2 separate regions of the Homo sapiens genome follow, and region 1 is linked to region 2. A link is a loop called in an ENCODE intact Hi-C map of the cell type or tissue named here. Cell type or tissue: tibial artery. All regions are shown on one strand. Links, peaks and the distances in the headings refer to the core of each region. The heading gives the core; the rest is flanking DNA.

Region 1 (7,722 bases), core at 4,824-7,323, 230 kb after region 2:
CCAAACTTTGTTGCTGGGGGAACCTCCATTGTGAATCTGCTATCATCCCCAATGGTTGTATTTCTTTAAAAATGTTCTTCTTTGGGCCACACTTACTGTTCTCACAATCTGAAAAGAAAACAGGGAACTCTGTCAAGTCAGCAAGTCAAGCAGCTCATATGTGCCTGCTTCATATCCTAGAATCTATGGTAGAAACAAGAAAATACGCATAAGACACAATCTTGCCCTTAAGATGATCCCAAATGAGTTAGAGGCAAGTTTTGCTTACCAGAGACAATTGAAGGCAGACAGACAGACACAATCAAGTGCCACATCATGGTGTCTAGACTCAACGGGCTGAAGGTGTTCAGAAAGGTGAGCTAAAACAGGAAGTGGGGGCTGGGTGCGGTGGCTCACACCTATAATCCTAGCACTTTGGGAGGCCGAGGCAGGCAGATCACTTGAGGTCAGGAGTTCAAAACCAGCCTGGTCACATGGTGAAACCCGGTCTCCACTAAAAATACAAAACAATTAGCTGGGTGTGGTGGTGGGTGCCTGTAATCCCAGCTACTAGGGAGGCTGAGGCAGGAGACTCGCTTGAACCTGGGAGGCAGAGATTGCAGTGAGCGGAGATCAGCCCACTGCACTCCAACGTGGGCAACAAAGCGAGACTCTATCTCAAACAACAACAACAACAACAGCAACAACAACCAGGAAGTGGGGCCATTGCAGAAAAGGAGCAAGACTCCAGCTACTGGGTGACATTGGGGGCAGGTTTTGCTGGGAAAGAGAAAGAGAGCTCTTCCCTCTACCCTCCAGTCGCACTCCCTCCAGCCAGGTGCCCCAACCTGGGAGTCAGCATAACCGCTCTTATTCTCACCCGACCGGTCCCCTCTTATCTACTTCCTGAGGCTGCATGGGCAGCGTCTCTGTCTCTCAGTCCTCACTGCCACTCTGCAGCTCAGGCTTCAGAGCTACCTCCTGGGATCTTTTCAGGGCTGGCCTCCAAACTAGCTGCTGACCTCCGGCTTCCTCCTCTCCCTCTGGTGCATGCCCTACACTAACAATGGAGTCAAATATCCAAAACATAAGCCTGATTATGGTGGTTCCCTTTTTTTTTTTTTTTTTTTTTTTGAGATGGAGTTTCACTCTTTCACCCAGGCTGGAGTGCAGTGGCACGATCTTGGATCACTGCAACCTCTGCCTTCCAACTTCAAGTGATTCTCCTGCCTTGGCCTCCCGAGTAGCTGGGATTACAAGCGCCCACCACCATTCTTGGCTAATTTTTGTATTTTTAGTAGAGACCGGGATTCACCATGTTGGCCAGGCTGGTCTCAAACTTCTGATCTCAAGTGATCTGCCTGCCTTGGCCTCCCAAAGTGCTGGGATTACAGGCGTGAGCCACCATGCCTGGCCTGGTGGTTCCCTTCTTAGGATCTTGTGACAGCCCAACTCCTTCACACCTGGCCCTTCCAATCCATCTCCTGTCTGTCTGCCCCATACACCTCTTCTTTTTTATTTGAGATAGGCTCTTGCCCGTTGCCCAGGCTGGAGTATAGTGGTGTGATCTTGGCTCACTGCAACCTCTGCCTCCCAGGCTCAAGTGATCCTCCCACCTCAGCCTCCTGGGACTGCAAGTGTATGCCACCACACTCTGCTAATTTTTTTAATTCTTTCTTTTTGTAGAGATGAGGTCACACTGTATTGCCCAGGCTGGTCCCCCCAACACTTCTAATTTTCCAGCTCAATGACTAATTTGCACTGCTGTTGTCTGGTCCTAACAGGTAAGGACCATTCTCAGACTGCCACTTGCTCATCCTTCAGGACTCGTCCAAATGTCCCTTTTTCTCTGCACCCTCAGGTTCTTGACCATCTCAGGCCCCCATCGTTAGCTTGAAAATTCCCTAAGGGCAAATACTGTGCTCCTTCATTTCAGAATCCCCAGCCCCCAGCACAAAAGCACAATCCCAATGTACACAGTTGTTGAATAAATTATCAAATGGAGGAAAAGCCATTTGTTTTTCTAGAACTGTCACTTTTTTTGGTCAAAGAACACTTTAGTCAAATAAGTCAACTGTCTAGGACAGGGGTCCCCAACCCCCAGAGTGGGGGACAGGCACCAGTCTGTGGCCTGTTAGGAACCAGGCCGCATAGCAGGAGGTGAGCGGAAGGTGAGCGAGCATTACAGCCTGAACTCTGCCTCCTGTCAGATGAGCAGTGGCATTAGATTCTCATAGGAACTGGAACCCTATCGTAAACTGTGCATACGAGGGATTTGGTTGTGCACTCTTTATGAGAATCTAACACCTGATGATCTGAGGTGGAACAGTTTCATCTCAAAACCATCCCCCATGTCCCCCACCCATTCATGGAAAAATTGTCTTCTGCAAAACTGGTCCCTGATGCCAAAAAGGTTGGGGATCACTGGTCTAGGAGACATAAATAAATAAAACAGACAAGTCCGGGCGCGGTGGCTCACACCTGTAATCCCAGCACTTTGGGAAGCCGAGGTGGGCAGATCACGAGGTCACGAGATCGAGACCATCCTGGCTAACACGGTGAAACCCCATCTCTACTAGAAATACAAAAAAATTAGCCAGGCGTGGTGGCAGGTGCCTGTAGTCCCAGCTACTCGGGAGGCTGAGGCAGGAGAATGGCGTGAACTCAGGAGGCAGAGCTTGCGAGATCATGCCACTGCACACCAGCCTGGGCAACAGAGTGAGACTCCGTCTCAAAAAATAAATAAATAAATAAAAATAAAAATAAAATAAAACAGACAAAAGCAGAGCTGCTCCAGTTGAAGGAGGGCGCGTTAGCAGGGACAAGGAAGGAAGCTAGAACAGCCCACTCAGCACTCCCCCTCCCAGATGTGGCCCCTGAGGAAGCCCCAAAGAGCCCTATTCAGAAACTTCTGTGCTAGATAAAGGCAAAGTCTTCAGGTGACACAATAATGATAGCAACAGCTCATATTCACTGAGCACCTACTCTGTGCTAGGCACTAATAGGTCCTTCAAGGCACCTCATTTAATCTTCACAACTCTATACAAAGGCACAATTATCCTTATACTGCATCTAGAGAGTAACTGCCTCAGAAAAAAAAAAAAAACTAAATTAATCAGAACAGTCATAACAGAACTCATTTCTACTTGGAAAAAAAAATTTTTTTTGAGACAGGGTCTCACTCTGTCACCCAGGCTGGAGTGCAGGAGTAGAATCACAGCTCACTGCAGCCTTGACCTCCCCGGCTCAACTGATCCTCCAACCTCAGCCTCTCAAGTAGCTGGGACTACAGGGGCATATCAACACATCCAGCTAATTTTTTAATTTTTCTGTAGAGATGAGATAATATTATGTTGCCCAGGCTGGTCTTGAACTCCTGGGCTCAAGCAGTCCTCCCACCTCTGCCTCCCAAAGTGCTGGATTACAGGCATGAGCCACCATGCCCAGCAGAAATGATTTTTTTTTTTTTTTGAGGTGGAGTCTCACTCTTGTTGCCCAGCCAGGAGTGCAATGGCCCAATCTCGGCTCACTGCAACCTCTGCCTCCTGGGTTCAAGCAATTCTCCTGCCTCACCCTCCTGAATAGCTGGGATTACAGGCACCCGCCACCAGGCCCGGATAATTTTTGTATTTTTAGTAGAGATGGGGTTTCACTATGTTGGCCAGGCTGGTCTCGAACTCCTGACCTCAGGTGATCCGCCCACCTTGGCATCCCAAAGTGCTGGGATTACAGGTGTGAGCCACCACGCCCAGCCCAGAAATGATTTTTTTAAATGATTTTTCAGCCAATAGACCGACTGGATATAAAAAAAAAAGAGCACTGAACTAAAGTATTTTCTTTTTCCAGAATGGAGTGCAGTAGTGTGATTACAGCTCACTGGAACCTCTGGCTCCTGGGTTCAAGTGATTCTCCTATCTCAGCCTCTTAAGTAGCTAGGACACCATCCTGGCTAACACGGTGAAACCCTGTCTCTATTAAAAATACAAAAAAGGCCGGACGCGGTGGCTCACGCCTCTAATCCCAGCACTTTGGGAGGCCGAGGTGGGTGGATCATGAGGTCAGGAGTTCAAGACCAGCCTGGCCAAGATGGTGAAACCCCGTCTCTACTAAAATTACAAAAATTACAGCGCGTCTGTAATCCCAGCTACTCCGGGAGGCTGAGGCAGGAGAATCGCTTGAACCTGGGGGGCGGAGGTTGCAGTGAGCCGAGATCGCGCCACTGCACTCTAGCCTGGGTAACAGAGCGAGACTCCATCTCAAAAAAAAAAAAAAAAAAAAAAAAAAAAAAAAAGCCGGCCGTGGTGGCAGGTGCCTGTAGTCCCAGCTACTTGGGAGGCTGAGGCAGGAGAATGGCGTGAACCCAGGAGGCGGAGCTTGCAGTGAGCCGAGATCGCGCCACTGCACTCCAGGCTGGGCGACAGGACGAGACTCCGTCTCAAAAAAAAAAAAAAAAAAAAAAAAAAAGTAGCTGGGAATACAGGCTCTACAGGCACGTGCCACACCTGGCTAATTTTTGTATTTTTTGTAGAGATGGGTTTTCGCCATGTTGTGCAGACTGGTCTCGAATTTCTGAGCTCATGCGATCCACCCATTTTGGCCTCCGAAAGTGCTGGTATTATAGGCGTGAGCCCCCTCGCCCAGCCCTAAAGTATTTTCAAAAATTCTTTGATCACTTCAACTCCTCTCACCCTCCCCCTCCTCTTCAGCAACCCATAATCTCCAACTCTTCCAGCTCTCTCACTCAATTTGTGCTTTTCGACCTCATGAAATCCAAGCCATTTTTACTGTAGTTCTCCTTTTCTAGCTCCACCCCTTCTCCATCCAGCTTAGACTCTCCATACTATGCGCATCACTTCAACTCTCACGCTCTAGCACCATGCTCCTCACCTCCTCGTCCGGCTGCAACTAGCCGCTAAGTCCCAGTCTTCTCGGCCAGTTCCTCCTAAGTTGTTAAATGTTGCCAAGAAAAATCATACAACTATGTATGGCACCACGACAAATTTCGAGTTTCCGATTTCAGCTGGGACCTCAGCTCTGGCATTCTATGACCTCCTTATTGCCAATCCCTCTCTTCTCGGTCTTCACCTTCCCACCCCATCTGGCACTGCTCTCCAATACCTCCTTCTCAAAACCCTTCATTTCAGAGGTTGCAAATTGGCAGCCTGAAGATCCTGCTATGTTATGTTTGGCTCTCGAAGAGTTTGGCTTTTCCTGTTCATTTTCCTTAGTTACCAATATTTAAAACTCAGTAGGTTTCTGGCTTTCTCTTGAAAAACGAAGATGTGACAATATCCCTTCACCCGCCCACATTGCCTACCTAGGTGCATGAAAGCTTTGAGCTACCCCCCAACCCCATCCCCACCCTCGCTTTCTTCCCAATTTTCATGGCTTCCAAGTTCTCTTTCTTGATATCTTTAGATTGCAACTCTTCCTCCGCCCACCCATTAAGTCCTGGTGTTCTCAAACTTCCCTCCGTAGAGGTTTTCCATTCCCACTATATAGCCCCTACACCCTGAAGTCTCCACTCAGAAAAAAGTTGGCAACCCTTTATCTGTCTCCCACAACATGATAAGTGTTTTTGGACCGAAAATGCAAAGATCTGGAACTCCATGCTTCCCACCTCTGTCGGGGCCTTCTCCGGGTCCTCCTGCATCTGTCATCCCATCCTCCAGAGAGTCCCTAGGGCCTGGGCACCCTGCAAACTCTTAGTGCAGTCAAGGTTTCCTGGCTGGGGGCCCAAGAGTTGCCACGGACCCGCACACGCTGCCCAGGCGGCGACGTGGCGCCCCTACAGGCTTCCCCGCGATTGGGGACACGCACACCCAGGGCCACCGGAGGGACAGGTGGTCAGGCGGACTCAGGTCACACCGGCGGACGCGGGGCCACTCACCTGGGCCGGGGCGGGGCAGCTCACCTGGGCCGGGGCGGGGCCGCAGGCGGGCGGGGCGGGGCCGCACCTGAGCTGCTCCAACCCGCGGCCGACGCGGCCGACGCTGCCTGGCTCCACAGCAGCTGCTGACGCGGAGCCCGCGGCCGCCCGAGCACCCAGAGCCCCGCCCCCGGCCCGCGGGCACTTCCGGGACCACTCTAGGCCGCGCGGAGGTCCCGGCGTCTCGGTGGTCCCACCGCGCCGGTTGTCGCCGCGCGAAGCCGCCCGGGCCCCGGGACACAAGGACCCGAATCAGGAGAGTCTCTCCAGTCGGCATGGTGGCTCTGGCCGTCCCCGAAGCGCGTGCTGGACGTGGGGGAAACAGAGATGGGCAGGCGTTGGCAGGAGAGCAGAGGAGGAAACAGGTCCGGACGGGCGGGCCGACCTCGAGCCGCCGGCACTCGGGGCATCTGCGCTGGTGCTGGGTGCAAGCCAGAAGCCACTGAGGCAGCTGGGGTCTTCAGGGAAAGGAGAGTGGAGCCCCAGAGCTGTCGACCCTGTCACTGTCCACAGGCACCGGGGTCCTGTTAGGATCCCCCTCCCCCAACCTGCTTCAAGGGTAGCCCTGTTCCTGTCTGCCCTCCCCGCCCCCACAGAAATAGAGATGAGAAGGGGCAGGCGAAGAACTAGGAGTGTCTGCGAGACCATCCCAGGACCCTGAGCCCCCCAACTCTCTGCATCCCAGGGCTGACTTCGACATGAAGCGCCTCCTCTCAGGCGCACCGGGAGGGAAGAGGAATGTGTTCTTGAAATGGCCGCCCCCTTGGCCGGGCGCGGTGGCTCACGCCTTTAATCCCAGCATTTTGGGAGGCGGAGGCGGGTGGATCACGAGGTCAGGAGTTCGAGACTCAGCCAGACCAACATGGTGAAACCCTGTTTCTACTAAAAATTATCCGGGAGTGGTGACAAGCGCCTGTAATCCCAGCTACTGAGACAGGAGAATCGTTTGACCCTGAGAGGCGGAGGTTGCAGTGAGCCAAGATAGTGCCATTGCACTCCAGCCTGGGCGACAGAGCGAGACTCCATCTCAAAAAACAAAAAAAAAAAAAAGAAAAGGAATCTCCGCCCCCTCCTTGCTGCTGATGGCAAGACTGGCCCCTCCACCCAGTGTTCTGCCCATGACACCCCCCCCTCAGGTGCAGCTGCCCAGCTTGTGGGAGAGCTTCCCTCCGCAGACCTTGGCCCAATCACAGGACATCAGGAGAACACACTGTCCCTGGGAAAAAGGATTCTGCCCCAGCCGCCCACCTGCCTTCAGCACCCTCAGCCTTGGCGCTCGAGTGCCTCCAATGCTACCCACACACACCTGCCTTCCTGCCCCATTAATGCTCTGTCGGGCCTTGGGCACAGACTCCAAGGGGTAGGCAGTGGCTGCCCCTCCCCAAGCCAACAGCCTGAGCTCCATGGGGACCAGCCACCCTAGAGCCATAACCCTTGGACCATAACCAGCCATGCAGAGTTGGGGGCGGCAAGGGCTGGTTCCTTTTTCTCCCTCCGGCTCCTCAGGTCACAGGAAGGTCAGGCTACCAGTTTGAGCCCCCAGGGGGCCATGGTGGGGGAGTCTGGGCCATGCCCCAATAGTCTCAGGTGCTTCCTCTTTGACAACAGTCCCCAGAATCCCCATTCCCCCGCACACTGCTCCCCACCCCAGGAGTGGGTCTTCGACTCCCAGACCCACCACAGTCATTTTTCTCAGCCAGGATCTTATGACCCTCACAATAGCTGTTGTTGACATGTTGAATATTATTAACCCATTTTACAGAGGGGAAGCAAGGCTCAGAGAAAGTTTAAAAGGGACCCAAGGTCAGGGGCAG
Region 2 (11,099 bases), core at 3,781-6,280:
TTTACCATGACCTGACCCCCCTCCCCCCAAAATTCGTATGTCAAGACATAATCTGCGTCAAGCTTGGTGGCTCATGCCTGTAATCCCAGCACCTTGGGAGGCTGAGGCGGGTGGATCACCTGAGGTCAGGAGTTCCAGACCAGCCTGGCCAACATGGTGAAACCCCGTCTCTACAAAAAATGCAAAAATTAGCCAGGTGTGGTGGCACATACCTGTAATCTCAGCTACTCGGGAAGCTGAGGAGGGAGGATTGCTTGAACCTGGGAGGCCGAGACTGTAGTGAGTCAAGATGAGGTCACTGCACTGCAGCCTGGGTGACAGAGGGAGACCCTGTCTCAAAACAAACAAACAAAAACCAAACCAAACCAAACCAAAACAAAAAAACACCATTATCTGCAATGTGTATTAAAAGGTGAGGATTCTGGCCTGGGGCAATGGCTCACGCCTGTAATCCCAGCACTTTGGGAGGCCGAAGTGGGTGGATCACGAGGTCAGGAGATCAAGACCATCCTGGCTAACACGGTGAAACCCCATCTCTACTAAAAATACAAAAAATTAGCCAGGCATGGTGGGGGGGCGCCTGTAGTCCCAGCTACTGGGGAGGCTGAGGCAGGAGAATGGTGTGAACCCGGGAGGTGGAGCTTGCAGTGAGCTGAGATCGCGCCACTGCACTCCAGCCTGGGCAACAGAGTGAGACTCCGTCTCAAAAAAAAAAAAAAAAAAAAGAGGTGAGGCTTCTGGGAGGTGATTAGGTCATGAGGGCTCTATCCTCATGAATGGAATTCATGCTCTTAGGCAAGAGGCCTGGGGAGCCTGCTCACCCCTTCCACCACGTGAGGACAAGGCTATAAGGCATCTATGAGGAAACGGCCCTCATCAGACACCGAATCTGCAGGCACATTCATCTTGGATTTCCCAGCCTCCAGAACTGTGAACAATAAATTTGTTTATAAATAACCCAGTCTAAGGTATTTTGTCATAACAGCCGAATGGACAAGCACACCCTTTTTTGAATATGTAGAAGAGAGGTCCCCAGGGAGTGTGATCGGCCCAAGGTCACCTGGCGGCCTTGGCTGAGGAAGGTGTGCAGAGCCCAGTGTCAGAGCCCCTGAGATGCCCTCTCCTCTCCTAGGGCCCTGGGCACTTGGGGTTAGTTGTTTTGCATCCTTTTGAGAATGTGAGTCCCTCAGAGGGAGGAACCTGGGCACGTCACATAAGGCTTGGCTCAAGATAGGTGCTCAGTAAACACTGGATGGACAGATGGGCAGAAGGAAGGAGAGAATGAAAGGAGGAAAGGAGGGAAGGAATGGGTAGCTGAGTGGATTCATGGATGGGTGGATGCATGGCAGCACGGGAGGGAGGATGAGTGATTGGGAGGATGGATGGATGGATGGATGGATGGATGGATGGATGAAAGGAAGTAAGCCAACATGGATGGAATGAGTGATGGAATTGATTGTCCCCTGCACCTGGAGGCTTCCAGTGACTCAGCCACAGAGGTCAGGAAGCTGGAGACATGAGCAGGCGGCTCACCCCATGGTCCCCTCCCCCTCCCCACCTGATATTTTCATCAGGACACATCTTCTGCACCAGGCCCCTCAGCTCCTGCCCTGCAAAGCTGCAGATGCCTCTGCTGGCTTTATTAAGGCCCTATTAGCCCAGCAGCCCCAGGGAAGGCTAAAGATGCTGTCACTGCAGACACTGGTTTGGTAGCCTCAGAGGAGCTCAGTAGGGAGGGCCAGGAACCTAAGGTTACAGCGAGGTCTTTAGAGCTGCACAGGCCTGCCTGGTTTAATCCCAGTTCTTCTGCTAATTGGCTGTGTGGCCTTGGGCAACTTACTTCCCTTCTCGGAGTGGCGGCTTCTCCACCTATAAAACAGGGTCATTAACGTGCTTGTTTGAGGATTTGCTGAGCTAAAGCATTTACAACACCTAGCCCAAAGTAAGCACTTGTTACATATCCCAGGATCCCTGGGAGCCAGGTCCACGGTGGAGCGCTCATACACAGCAGCCCCCATCTTTGGGATCAGGGAGGCGCTGTGACCCACCCTATTTCATGGATGAGGAAACAGGATAACAGGAGATGAAATGCTTGGCCAAAGCCACCGTGCTGGGCAGTGACAGGGCTGAGATTCAAACATGGGCTATGGAGACCGTGACTGGGCCACTTCCTGTTCCGGCTACTGAGCAGGAACAAAGCCTGGGACGGGAGCGGGGGGCTGGAGGGGCGCTTCTCCCACTAGCTCCTCAGAGGTGACAGCGCGGAGGAGGGGAGGAGAAGGGAAGCTGGGACAATCACGCTGATGTACGGCTTCCAGCGGGATTAACTGCACCATCTGGAGGCCACGCGTCCACCTGGGTGGGTTAGGAACCCCAACCCTTCGGTGTAAACGGCAGGGGGAGACTCAGTGGATGGCAGATCGGCTGGGGGCTGCCGGGTTGACTGTGGGGACCATGTGGGGCCCACCTGGCTTTCCTGAAGCCCCCATCTACCCCTGAGGATGTCTCCCACTGAGGGGGCTGGATCTCCACCAGACTCAGAAGATTCCACAATGGCTGGATCCAAGGGTTCAAATACAAAGGGAGGGCTGTGGCCTGAGCCACCAAAAAGTACAGGAGGTGAGCAGGAAGAGCGGGGGAACAACAGAGACAGGAGCAGCAGCTGGACACTCGCTCTCAGGGGTGTGTGATGGAGACTGCACCACCTTCCAGCTGTGTGTCCCCAGCATGTGGCTTCACTTCTCTGAGGCTCTGTCCCTTCATCTGTGAAACTGGGATCTAGTCTTTACCTCACTTGGTTGCTTTGAGGGTCGAATTAGATAAGGCAATGTACAGGCCTCGGTGGAGTGCCTGGCACTGAGTAAGTTCACAGTCAGTGGTGGTTGTGATTATTATCCCCATTTGCAAGATGGGAAGACTGAGGCTCAAAGCAGCTCAGGGACTTGTGTCGGATTACACAGTTGGTTGGTGACAGAACCCATGGCCTCTGCTTCTCCTGACCCCAGTCCAGTGCTCTTTTCCTGGAGGCTTGACCAAAGATGAACCTGTCCTGGGACACAGCCAGCCCCGGAGTGTCAGAGACCCAAGGTGGCCATCTTGGGTCACACCAGCTCCAATGACAGATTCCATGTTCTAGCACCTACTGTGCACCAGATGCCATGCCACGAGCTTCTGTGCACCACCGCCAGGAGCCATCACCATCTGTGACAGGGGCACTGCGCTGTCCCCGTCGTCCAGATGCACAAGCAGTGGTTTTGGCAGAGCCAGGATCCACTGCCAGGCCTCTCTGGTCCTGGAGTCCCCATTCTCAGCACAGGCTGCTGCCCGCTGGGCCAAGATGGGGCTTCTCTACACTGCAGCAACAGCTCCCAGGCGCCCTCCCACCAAGTGTTCATCTTCTCCTTCAAGGAGAGATGGCAATACAACACCCAGACTGCCACTGTGGACCCTAAGTCTTTCTTTTTTTTGAGATGGAGTTTCACTCTTGTTGCCGAGGTTGGAGTTTCACTCTTGTTGCCGAGGTTGGAGTGCAATGGCGTGATCTCGGCTCACTGCAACCTCCGCCTCCCAGGTTCAAGCGATTCTCCTGCCTCAGCCTCCCGAGTAGCTGGGACTATAGGTGCCCGCCACCCCGCAACCCGGCTAAGTTTTCGTATTTTTTAGTAGAGACGGGGTTTCACCGTGTTAGCCAGGATGGTCTCGATATCCTGACCTCGTGATCTGCCCTCCTCGGCCTCCCAAAGTGCTGGGATTACAGGCTTGAGCCACCACACCCGGCCCATGGACCCTAAGTCTTCTGGACACCAGACAAGCTTCCCCTACAGGGCGGGGTTCCTTTCTCACATCTAGAAAGAAGGAGGGAGTAGGAAAGAAGAAACATCAGCCCCAGCCCCTCCCTCCCTTCAGCCAGCACAGGGCCGCAGTGGGGGCCCAGGCTGGTAGGCAATGATGGCAGGGAGGTAGTTTGAAGCAGGGGGGTCCCCTTTCCCCGCACACCCTCCCTACATTCCCATCTGGTCAGCCTGCTCGCTGAAAGTTGAAGTCTGCCTTGTACAAAAAAACAAAAACCTCCCTTTCCAGTGTAGAAAGCCCCAGAGACCCGAGCCACTCTGCTTGCCTTCTCTCTTGGCCCTTATGGCCAGGACAGGGGCCGGGGAAATGACAGCTGCCCTGTGCAGGGGAGAGAAATCGTATTCTTTGGCTTGGCTCCTCTCTGGGGCCATACCCCAGGAGCAGCCCACGGAGCCGGTCCCCACTGACTCCCACCAGCCACTGCCGGGAGTAGGGCCAGATGGGGCGGCTCCGGATCCCGCCTCGCTCGGCAGGCCAGGCCCGGAGACCTGTCCCCCTGGTACCTCCCGGCCTGGCCATCCGAGATGACCCTTGCCCCTTCCCCACAGCCCAGACCTCTGATCCTTATTAAAAACAAACAAAATCTAGAGAAAAAAATTATCCACAAACAGCCTGAGAGATGATCGCGCGTCCCCGGCGCACGCAGACACGCACACATACACACACGCACACCCACGCGAGGTCGCCTCCACTTAAACATGCTGCTGGAGGGCGGGTTTTGTTTATGGAACATCCACGTTTCTCTCAACTTTGGGAGGGGTGAGGACTGTTTCAGAGTTTTCTGCTAGATGGGGGAGCCTGGGGCGGCAAGGATGTCTTTTCTGCTTTGTGCTCTTTGCCGGTTCAATGGGGGAGTGAGATACGTGGACAGAAGGACCAGGAAACCCAGGAAGGGGGCCCCAGGGCAGCACCCCCACCCCCAGGGGAGGTCAGGCTCCGGGAGGGCAGCCCCGGGGCCTGGGAAGCCTGGACTGCGCCTGAGCTCCGGAGGATAGGGCTGGTGGCCCGCGTCCCCTCGGCGACCCCGCGCTGAGCCCAGGGTCTGTAGTTCCGAAAACGTCTGGGACCGCTGGGCCGGGATCCCTACCCCCTCCTCTCCCAGCCTTCAACGCCTGGAAACCAACGAACCCGCCCGGAACAAAGGCAGGCCGGCTTTCCAAAGGCAAACAAAGAACAGTTTGTCTTTTCCCTCCCCCCACCACCACCCGAGCAGGCGGCGGGAATAGGCCTAGGGGTCCGGATGGCCCCGGCGCGGCGCGGCGCCAGGGCACTCCCACGGCGCCCCCCAAGGTCCCGCTGCGAATGCGCAGGTCGGGGCGCCGGAGGCCGCGGCAGACAGCGCGGCGCCACTCCGGCCCGGTCTCCGTGGCAACGGGCTGGTGGGAGGGGCCGGGCGGTGCGGGCGCCTTGGCCGCTGTTCCTCGCGGGCACGTCGCTATGGCAACGATGTTACTCTCTGCGGCCGCTTTCCGGCTCCGCTAGCTCGCCTGACCCTGGCCGCTCGAGCCCCCTCGTCTCTCACTTGCTGTGTTTTCCCCTCTTTTCCCGGGCGTCCTCCGCCTGTATCCTGGGCCCCCCAAGCAGCGAGCCCCGGTGCCCCCCACCCTTACCCCTCCTCCCCGGTGCCCAGGGCCCGGGAGGGAGATTGATGGGGTGTGCTTATTAAAAAACATTGTAACCGCCGGGCGCGGTGGCTCACGCCTGTCATCCCAGCACTCTGGGAGGCCGAGGCGGGTGGATTACAAGGTCAGGAAATCCAGACCATCCTGGCTAACACAGTGAAACCCGGCCTCTACTAAAAATACAAAAATTAGCCGGGCATGGTGGCGGGCGCCTGTAGTCCCAGCTACTCGGGAGGCTGAGGCAGGAGAATGGTGTGAACCCTGGAGGCAGAGCTTGCAGTGAGCCGAGATCGCGCCACTGCACTCCAGCCTGGGCGACAGAGTGAGACTCCATCTCAAAAAAAAAAAAGAAAAAACAAAAAACAAAAAAAAGAAAAAGAAACATTGTAACCGTTTCTGTTTCTATTACGTTGACAAGGGAGCGTTATTTACTGTTACTGTTTGCCCAGCAGGCTGTGCCGGGCGCGGGGGTCTCCCCCGGGAGCTCACCTTCAGGCCGCGGAGGGCGGGGGCCGGGCTGGGGCGCGGGCAGGGGGCGTCGGGCGACCGTGCACCCCGGGGCCCTGCTCCTCGCCCCTTCCCCCACCAGCCCGGCCGGGCCCCGCGGCTGGGTGCGTTGCCGCGGGGAGGGACCTGCAGAGGACCAGTGACTCTCCCGTTGTAGGAGAAAGGCAACAAAAAATAAAAACGGCACAGATGACTTCATTCTCGGGAAGGCTCGGTCCTACATGGACCAATTTCCTGGGGACCGTGGTGGAACAGCTTCGCTGCCGTTGGAAGCACTTAAAACTGAACCAGATAAAGACCAGGACATTCTGGGCCCTGCTGAACCAAGCCAGGGCAGGCTGCGGGGCGTGTGATTTCTGGCCAGGTGGGGAGGCGGGTGGCCTCCCTCCACCCTCAAAGGCGCCTGGCTTTCAGTGTCCCAGGATTCGGGGGCTTGTGGGGAGGTCTCCACTGGGATCAGATGGGCCTGAAGGACGCCCCCCACCCTCAAGCCCCTGCTGGGATGTTAATCTCATCCTGCTAATTAAAGTTTGTGATTCTCTCCCTAACTTAGCTCCCCACTCTTGGACATTATCAGCTCAATGCAAACAGTTGCTGCTCTGGACAGGGAAGCCAGAGGAAAAAGGCCTCTGCAGTACACGCCATAACATGGATTAAAAAAAAAATAAATTGGCCAGGCGCAGCCTGCCTGTAATCCAGCAATTTGGGAGGCTGAGGCAGGAGGATCACTTGAGGCCTGGAGTTCGAAACCAGCGTGGTCAACACGGTGAAACCCAGTCTCTACTGAAAATACAAAAATTAGGCGTGGTGGCACACACCTGTAATTCCAGCTACGGGAGGCTGAGGCATGAGAATCATTTGAACCTGGGAGGCAGAGGTTGCAGTGAGCCGAGATCGTGCCACTGCACTCCAGCCTGAGTGACAGAACAAGACTCTGTCTCAAAAAATAAAAATAAAAAAATGTTTATACTTACAAACAACTCCTAGTGAACAACCCAGGTTTTGGAAACAACTTTCAGAGATCCCTTCAGCCTGTTTCATGTTTTCTTTTTGTTCTTCTCTTCCAAGGGCATGCGGTTAGCCTTTGGTTACGGAGGCCTTTGCCCTTGCAAAAAAAGTAATTTTCAGCCCTGTTCCCAGCACCAGCCGCTCGCAGCTGCACAGCCCTCCCTGAATGTGTGAACCAAAAGTCAGGGTTCCAAGAAGAAAGAGCATCCGCCACCCCCATCCCACCCCCAACCCTACCCCAGGTCTTGTAGAGTATAAGACCGAGGTTCCCAGCCCTGAGATACTGGGAGGCATCAGGCAAGCCGATACCCCCCTCCACTCCCAGTCACCAGCACTCACCCCACAGGCTAACGGTCCAAGCAGAACTCTCTGGCAGCTGATGGTGGGTTTAGAGGGTTTAGCTGATGTGAGAGTCGGGACCCTGGGCAGTGTTTGCGACAGAAATGACAGTAGACACCCAGTGTTGCAGAACCCCAGATCTGGAAGGACTTCGGAGATTACCCAGACCAACTACCCCCCTTCTTGTTTTACAGTTGGGCAAATTGAGGCCCAGAAAGGGGAAAGAGATGGGGCTAAGATGTGTCACCAGCTGGTGGTAGAGCCTAGATGGGACCATAGCGCTGTGCCTCCTATTCAGGTGCTGGTCACCCCACTCTTTCATCTGTGGAATTATCTGTATGATCAAGTTTGGGGCTGGGGGCAGGACAACCATGGTTAGGCAGGGGCCACTGACGCCAGACTGCCAGCGTTCAAATACTTACTTCTAAGTGAAGTTCTTCTCACAGAGCCTTGGCTTCTTTATGTGTTAAGCAGTGAGGATAATAACAGACCCTGGGCTGAGCGTGGTGGTTCACGCCTGTAATCCCAGCACTTTGGGAGGCCAAGGTGGCTGGATCACTTGAGGTCAGGAGTTCAAGACCAACTTAGCCAACATGGTGAAACCCCATCTCTACTAAAAATACAAAAATTATCCGGACGTGGTGGCAGGCACCTGTAATCCCATCTACCTGGGAGGCTAAGGTAAGAGAATTACTTGAACCCGGGAGGCAGAGGTTGCAGTGAGCAGAGATTACACCACTGCGCTCCAGCTTGGGCAACAGAGCAAGACTCCATCTAGAAAATAAAAATAAATAAATAAATAACAGAACCTGCTCTGAGTTTGTCTTAAGGAAGAAAGGCCATGATGCAGGTGAGGCCCCTGGACTGACCTGGTACTTGCTAGAACTTAACTGATGCTGGCGACCATGGCATTGCTGGTGGTGGTGCTGGTTGTTGTAGTGGGTTAAACGGTGCACACCCCCCTCCCCCAATATGTCCACGCCCTAATCCCTGGAACCTGTGAATGCGATGTTATTTGGGAAAAGAGTCTTTGCTGATGTCATTTAAGTTATGGATCTTGGGAGGAGGTCACCCTCAATTACCCAAGTGGGGCCTAAATGCCATCACAAGTGCCTAGGTTACACAGAAGAGGAGAAGCCATGTGTAGACAGAGGCAGAGGGTGGAGCGATGCAGCCACAAGCCAAGGAGCACCTAGAGCTGCCAGACACTGGAAGTAGCAGGAAGGGTCCTCCCCGAGCCTGGGGAGGGAGCATCCCCTTGCTGACTTCAATCTCAGACTTTTGGCCTCCAGAACAGCAAGAGAATCATCTGTGTTGTTTGAAGGCACCACGTTTGTAGTGATGTGTTCCTCAGCCGTAGGAAGGAAATGAATACAGGGGTGTTGAGAATGAGGATGAGGACAGGGTGATAATAATGATGGTGGTGGTGATGCTGATGGTGGTTATATACATGAATACCGGGGTGTTGAGGATGAGGATGAAGACAATGATGGTGATGGTGATGCTGATGGTGGTTATATTCACTTGCTAGAGCCGCCTCACAGTTCCAGAGGCCCGAGGTCCACTGTAAGGGTGTGGGCAGGGCCATGTTGCCTCTTAAGTCCCCGGGGAAGCCTCGGTCCCAGGCCTTACTCCAGCTTCTGGCAGCCTTGGCATGTGACCGCGTCACTCCTGTCCTCCGGTCCTCCCATCCTCCCGCCCTCCGTCTTCTCATCATCTTCACTCTGCATGTCTGTTCACCTTTCCCCTTTTTCTAGGAACCTCAGTCTTACTGGATTAGGGCTCCCCAATGACCTCACCTTAACCTGGTTACGTTACCTCTGTAAAGACCACACGAAGCCACATTCTGAGGGACTGGGCTTAGGACTTGAACCTAACATTTTTGTCTTTTATTTATTTATTTTTTTTGAGACGGAGTTTTGCTCTTGTTGCCCAGGCTGGAGTGCAATGACGTGATCTCGGCTCACTGCAACCGCCGCCTCCCGGATACAAGCAATTCTCATGCCTCAGCCTCTCAAGTAGCTGGGATTACAGGCGCCCGTCACCACGCCCGGCTAATTTTTTGTATTTTCAGTAGAGACGGGGTTTCACCATTTTGGCCAGCCTGGTCTGGAACTCCTGACCTCAGGTGAGCCACCCACCTCAACCTCCCAAAGTGCTGGGATTATAGGCATGAGCCATGATGCCTGGCCGAACCTATTTTTTGGGAGGACACAATTTCCCTCATGACAGTGGTGATGATGGAGGTGATGGTGGTTGGTCATGGAGGTGATGATTGTAGTCATGGAGATGACAGTGACTGCCATGGTGATGGTCCTAGGCCTCAGCCCTGGACCCCTAAACCCTGCAGGTGCTCCTTGGGCTGCAGTGGTCAGTTCATAGTCTCTCTGGGGGTCCGGAGTCTGTTCTCTGCAATGGAGAGCAGAGTTGGATTGTCAACTGAAGGAGCAGAGAGGTGAGAAAGATGATCCCAGGATGCTATTGCCAAGTTAGTGTCCTTTCTGCACCCTTCTGAAGCTCTGCCAGACCAGCCACCAGCGGTGAGGTCTGGGCTAGCCCTCTAATCTCTGCCAGCCACTGGTTGAGACCTGGGTTTGTGGAGGGAGCGGCTCAGCCCCAGGCCTCTGGGAGTTTGGGATGGCACCCGGTGGAGACATGGGAGCCCAGCCGCCTCAGCCAGGAAGGCGTGCATCAGGGCGAGTGGACTGTGAGGCTGGGGCAGGTATGGGTGAGAGAGCTCTTCCTGCTCCTCCGCACCTGACTTTTCCCTGTCATGTGCAAGCCCTTGCTATTTTTATACACAGCTAAGTCAGTGCTTGTCTCTGGCCCCTCCTTGCTGCCAGAAACCTCCTGGAGGGTAGGGACCACGATCCGCACGTCTTTGAGTTGCCCAGAGCATGAGCAGGTCCTCCACAAATGCAGAGTGAGTCTGGACCGTATTTTCTGGAAGAACAGCAAGTACCTCCCTTCTCCCTCCATCTGGGCACCATGGAGATAAGATCGGGGAGGCCAGCTGTTTTTGGATGGGATCTTTCTCTACCAGGCCCTGGGCTACCCAAGGAAGCTGGGCAGAACCACAGAGTCAGCCTGGCCTGGCCTTTCTTCTGGAGTCCACGGACCGTGGTAACCGTGGCAGCAGGAAGACAGAGCCCGGAGGACAGAAAGCCCACTGGTCTTTGGTCTTTGACGGAAGCCAGGCAGGAGCAGGCCACTGTTTGTTGTTGTTTTTTTCTTATTAGACATAATTACATCAACCCTATCCTCAATCTCTCTTCCTCTAGCTTTTGCCAAGCAATAGTGGTAATAATAGTCATAGTTAGCATTCCTTCTTTTGTTCAATCAATATTTATGAGCACAGACTCTTGCCAGGCACTCTTCCATGCACCAGGAGACATTGAACAGCAAAGCCAAGTTCCAGCTTTTTCAAGGCTGACCTTCTGGGAAAGAGACAAAGAACCAGGAAACCAACGCTAGGATCCAGGGAGCAAGGTGAGGGGCTAGAGCAGAGAACAAGAGGGCTGGAATTTGGACAAGGAGCCCAGGGAGGCGAGGAGATGCCACTGGAGCCGAGACCTGGGTGGAGGGAGGGAGTGAGGCCTGCAGGGAGCCTGGAGCAGCAGGTGCCATGGCCCTGGGGTGGGTGCCCGGCGTCCTGACCCTAAGGACACCTGAAGCCAAGGAGGGTGAGGGCAGGGGCGAGCCCAGGGTCAGTGTGTGTGTGTGTGTGTGTGTGTGTGTGTGTGTGTGTGTGTGTGTGTTCTGAGACAAGGC

What was found. Peaks named below come from ENCODE experiments on the same cell type or tissue, not always from the same donor. Only the 100,000 strongest peaks of a DNase experiment are listed, where the experiment ranks them.
Region 1: a loop joins it to region 2, with 3 times the contacts of the local background. A loop is called at or near these places in 4 of 110 quality-filtered maps.

Annotation. Positions count from the first base shown.
Region 1 is chr22:23,745,112-23,752,833 of GRCh38, forward strand. It overlaps ZNF70 (zinc finger protein 70), which reads right to left and starts at 6,001. Exons shown (of 2, transcript NM_021916.4): 1 at 5,600-6,001; 2 at 1-108. The coding sequence starts at 29. VPREB3 (V-set pre-B cell surrogate light chain 3) reads right to left here. Exons shown (of 2, transcript NM_013378.3): 2 at 7,632-7,722. RefSeq lists enhancers at 218-718, 719-1,219, 5,759-6,434, 6,317-6,376, 7,217-7,276 and a silencer at 5,717-6,166. In tibial artery, for the core only: no CTCF peak of the experiment used is centred there; DNase peaks (open chromatin) are centred at 4,890, 5,710, 5,980, 6,460 and 1 weaker place; H3K4me3 peaks cover 2,043 bases; H3K27ac peaks cover 2,131 bases.
Region 2 is chr22:23,516,748-23,527,846 of GRCh38, forward strand. LOC107985580 (a long non-coding RNA gene) reads right to left here. Exons shown (of 3, transcript XR_001755452.2): 3 at 9,189-10,765. Among named protein-coding and RNA genes, the nearest start is that of LINC02557, 9.0 kb to the left of the region's middle. RefSeq lists a silencer at 5,035-5,394 and enhancers at 5,740-6,306, 6,307-6,872. In tibial artery, for the core only: a CTCF peak has its summit at 5,131; a DNase peak (open chromatin) is centred at 5,304; H3K4me3 peaks cover 2,376 bases; H3K27ac peaks cover 2,500 bases.